Regions from separate parts of the Homo sapiens genome. Here region 1 is linked to region 2. The links are chromatin loops, found by intact Hi-C in ENCODE. Cell type or tissue: MCF 10A. All regions are shown on one strand.

Region 1 (2,500 bases), 710 kb after region 2:
TTGATGTGGATGGTCTGCTGCCATGGGCCTCATCTTCATCATCATCTCGTCCCTTCTTAAAATGAATTATCCATTTGGAAGCAGCTGATTTCTTTGGTGTACTATTCCCATAAATTTTTTGTAAAGTATCAATAATTTCACCATTCTTCCACCATGCTTCACCATAAATTTGGTATTTGTTCTTGCCTCAGTAATAGCAGAATACATGTTGCTCTGGATAGGGACTCTTTTCAAATTGATGTCTTACCCAAATCAGCAGGAATTTATTTTAGTGCCAAAAAAAAGTTTGAAATCCATGCATAGTTTTTTTTTTCATAATACATACCGTCCACAAACTTTTTGAAGATCCCTCATATAATCTCATTCCACTCTGTCCTGCGATGCTTCCACTGAGAAATGTGTGATATTCTTATGGAAAGTCTCTGTATATACCACATTGCCTTTCTCCTGTTGCCCTTAAGATTTTTGTTTTTGGAAAGTTGACTAGAATGTGTCTTAGTGTGAATTTCTTTAGTTTCATCATGACTGTAGTCCTTTGAGCTTCTTATATTTGGATATCTATTTCCTTTTTCACATTTGGAAGGTTTTGGCTATTGTAGTTTGAAAAATATTCTGTCCCTCATTTCCTCTATATTCCTCTTCTGAAATTCATGTAATGCATATATTGATTCACTTGATGGCGCCCCATAAGTCCCTTAGGCTTTCTTCATTTTTCCTTTTTCTTTTTGTTCCTCTGACTCAATAATTTCAAATGACCTGTCTTTGAGTTTGCTGATTCTTTCTCTTGCTTAATAAAGTCTGCTGTTGATCCCCTATAATTTTTTTTTTCAAATCAGTTACTGTATTCTTCAGCTTCAGAATTCCTGTTTAGTTATTTAGAATTCCTGTTTGGATCTTTACAGTTTCCATCTCTTAATTGATATTCTCATTTTATTCACAGTTTCATTGTATATGTTTTCTTGTAGTGCACTAATTTAAAATGTTCCTTTTAAACTATTTGTCAGGTAATTCACAGATCTCCATTTCTTTTGGGTCAGTTTACGGACAGTTATTTTGTTCTTCTGATTGGACCATATTTTCCCTGTTTGTGTGCCTTATATTTTGTTGTAATTTTTGTATTTGAATAAACGGTCACCTCTTCCAGTCTTTACAGACTGGTTTTGGATGGAAAAAGATCTTCACCAATCAGCCCAGCTAGAGATTCTGGCGGTCTCTCAAACCTTTTACAGAGATGAATTTTTTCTGAGCCTATGTGTGTAATTTCACAACCAGACAAAGTTTTCTGGTTTCTTTTTCAGGAGTCTACAGTCTCTTGCACCCTCTGGTGTCTGTTTGCAGTACTACGGGTATTTTGGTACTGCCACCAACCGCTGAGCTCTCTTGTTCTCAGCAGTCCCCAGGCAATCAAAGTATGCCTATTCCTCATCAGCACTCCAAGTCAAGCAAGGCAGAAACCAGTCACTTGAGTAGTCTCAAAAAGCCAGCACATTGGACATAATTCCATTTTACTCTTTTTCTCCCAAGGGAGAAACCAGTCACTGGACTTTTTTTCCTCATCATTAGCTGTGGTGGCTTGGGGAAGGGGCCGACTCAGATGAAATGAAACAGCTTTTCTTACCTGTTTCAAAACCATGGTTCTTGGTTTTAAACTGGAGTTCTGTGACTTCATAAGTGATTTCTGGCCTTCTCATAAAGGCTTTATTGGACCACATATTGTTAAGTCAGTATTTCTGTAGGGGTAGAAGTCTGGTGCTCCCTATTCCTCCATCTTGCTGACTGCAGACAGGCTTATTTTTGTAATCTCATAAAGCATTCTCTACATGAAGAATTTACAGTAAGGAAGTTTCTTTGATTTAGAACAAAGGTATGAAATATCTTAAACGTCCATTTCCGCCTCTCCCTTTCTGATTTTCTTTTTTTTTTTTTTTTTGCATTTAAAGTATATAAAGACATTGTACTGGACACACAATCTTATATACCATCTCACCTTCATCTCTGATTCCAGCGAGGCTACAGTAAACAGTTCGGCATAGGTATCAACCCACTTTGGGGTAACAATGTCTCATCTCAATCTTACACTAAACATACTTCTTTATTACTTCCCTAGGAGCTTGTTAGATATCTATACGTCTAAGTCTTAAGTGTATTAACACAGAATCGCAGGAAAGGCAGGCCCCAGAAGGCAACCCTTGACTCTCCTCAAGGAGGGAACAGAAGCTGACAGACCAATGCCTCTCTTTTTAATTCCTTAGGTGGACAATTTAGGGATATAGCTTCTGGGCCTCACCAGAAGTAGTAGTCATCCTCAGAAGTAACAAACTAGATAGTGCATCATTGTATTGGCTTTGCCTTTTTCTATTTGATTCTTCAATTCCCTCATTTCACTTCTTGGTCTTGTGGGGTGGAGGTACGTGACCCAGGCTATGATGTACATTAATCAGGGCCTTACTCTACGTGATCTCCTTTTGTTTTCTGTTAAAAAATACAGATACGTTTCCTC
Region 2 (2,500 bases):
TGCTAACATACTCTAGATCAGAGAGAGAAGGGGTGTCTCATTAGTACTTGACATGTGGCTTCACACACTATGAGGGCAAGCCTCATTTTCTTTGGGCAGTGGTGGAAAATCCAGGCTCCCTATTCAGGCTTCTCTGATACCACCCTAGCAGAGGATGGAAGGAGAAGGGTGTCCCCTTACAGATGTGAGAGGATAGAGGTCTAGGTTCCTCACTTAGCCTTGGCTGGTACATGAGGGACTACGGTTTGTTTGTTTTTTTCCTATACTGTTTGCCTGGGGTATGGTGGTTATTGTCTAAAAGGTTTCTGTATTCAAAGTCATCTCAGTCTCTTTCCCAATCCTGTGGGTAAAGGGAACATACTTTCTGGTGTTCTTTATTTCTTTTTTGTCTGTGCTCATTGGCACAGACAAAAGAGATATCTTTGTATCCCATTAACATATTGAAGTGCTCAATAATGACTGTTTCTTGAGTGAAGAGTAAACAATAGATAGATGTGGGCGAAATAAGGAAAAGAGAATCTACCCATCTTGTCCCTGTTCAAAATTTCTCGCCCTTGTTACATTCTCATTAACAAAATCCAAATATCTATGATATGTGTCCTACATGGATCTATAAGTGCAATTACATGAAATAATAACAGCAACATATATATAAACAGAAAATATGTACTAGAACCTACACTTTGAGGATATACAATTTGACACCAGAGGTAGAGGAATTCCTACACATGTCTACCAATCTCAGTGAATTCCTGAAACCCTTCAGATATAAAAGGAGTTTTAAGGACAATTAGACTACCTAGTGAATATGAACAAGAGGTAAGAAAGAAAGTGGTGTTTTCATTTGGAGTATGGGAAAGTAATGTTCATTTAGGAATTCATTTCTAGAGGAAGAGGTCAAAATGAGTTGATTTCTTATGGACTGAGTAAGTATTTATCCAGTTTTTCATAATTCAAAATGGATTATAAACTTTGGAAAGTGTATCCAGTAATTAAAAGTTTCCTTTCTATTCAAGCATTCTGAATAACAAGATGATATTTAAAATGGATTTTAATCAAGGAAATGTGTCTTAATTAGAGTTAATGACAAAAAGAAAATCAACATCCATGGAATTTATGTCTACTACTTTTTAATAAGGCTTCTTAAAAAAGCAATGTTGAAAAATTATACCACTCTGTGGAAAGTATATTTATTTATACGTACTGCACCAAGACATATTTTACATGGATTTTATAACTATCATTATGGAAAACTTAACAAAGGTAAATTTTCTTGTTAGTAAACACAGCTTTCATACTGGTAGCTGGGAGTAAAATCATGCAATATACACAATAATTATCCATTTTCTAGGCACTCTGTCTTTATTTATTTATTCTTGGAAGCATTTTTGAAAACAGATGAAGCAAACTTTAGATTACTAAAGGACCTAAAAACAAAGGCCAGTTCCCATCTAAGGGACAGAGAAAAATCACAGAGAGATACTGCCCTCCAGTGGCCACCTAAAATAGATATTGGCAATGTTCCAGGAATATAAACCTAAAATCAAAGATGTAATTATTTATTCTTTTGATGTATTTCTTACCAAAGACAACAGAAATATGGAGGGGTTTTTTTTGTTTTCAAATTTTATGCGTAACAAATACAGACAGTCCCTGACTTATGATGGTTTGGCTTACAATTGTTTGACTTTATGATGGTGTGAAAATGATGCACATTCAGTAGAAACTGTACTTTGAATGTTGATCTTTTCAACACTTTTTTTTTTTATAAAATAGACTTTCTGTTAGATAATTTTGCCCAACTGTAGGCTAACGTAAGTTATCTGAAAATGTTTAAGGAGGCTAGGCTAAGCTATGATGTTTTGTAAGTTAGGTGTATTAAATGAATTTTCAACTTGATATTTTCAACTTACAATGGGTTTAACAGGACATAACCCCATTGCAAGTCAAGGAGCATCTGTATAAAGAAACACCTTCCTTGCTAAGTCTATATGGTCATTGCCAATCCACAACTGACAAGCACAATAATTTATGTTATATCTATCAGTCTGTACTCTCTAAATTAGGTGAATGGTATCTACCAGGAAATATATGGACTCTAGGGTATATACCAATTGAGAAAATGAAGGACTAAACTCTGTATTTATAAGATATTCAAACAAATGGCAGGAATATTTTTTCACCATCAAAATATATAAAAATACATTCTATTGCTAAGTACTTAATTTGAAGAACACAGATGCCTACGTGTGTTCTTCTCTCTCTGATTCCTGTTGCATTTTCCACAGCTTGAAGCTGATTTAAATCTGGAACCATGGTCTTCAAACAAACAAATACAAAGAACACAACAAAGTTTCCTAAATATTTTTCATACATAGTCCTGTCAACTTAAGATGCTTTAGAGTCTGAAGTGAAGCTTTTAAAATGATAAATTATAGGGAATGCTGTGTAAGAAGTTTTACAACCTATATAGCATTTGCCATTTTAAAAGCCTTAGTGA

Evidence for each region. Peaks named below come from ENCODE experiments on the same cell type or tissue, not always from the same donor. Only the 100,000 strongest peaks of a DNase experiment are listed, where the experiment ranks them.
Region 1: a loop joins it to region 2, with 7 times the contacts of the local background. A loop is called at or near these places in 4 of 110 quality-filtered maps.

The regions. Positions count from the first base shown.
Region 1 is chr10:58,530,115-58,532,614 of GRCh38, reverse strand. All of the region lies in intron 1 of BICC1 (BicC family RNA binding protein 1), which reads right to left. Among named protein-coding and RNA genes, the nearest start is that of BICC1, 18 kb to the right of the region's middle. RefSeq lists a silencer at 1,204-1,263. In MCF 10A, a CTCF peak has its summit at 1,312 (motif pointing left); a DNase peak (open chromatin) is centred at 1,334.
Region 2 is chr10:59,239,769-59,242,268 of GRCh38, reverse strand. The region is part of intron 4 of PHYHIPL (phytanoyl-CoA 2-hydroxylase interacting protein like); the gene reads right to left. Among named protein-coding and RNA genes, the nearest start is that of PHYHIPL, 64 kb to the right of the region's middle. In MCF 10A, a CTCF peak has its summit at 1,510 (motif pointing left); a DNase peak (open chromatin) is centred at 1,468.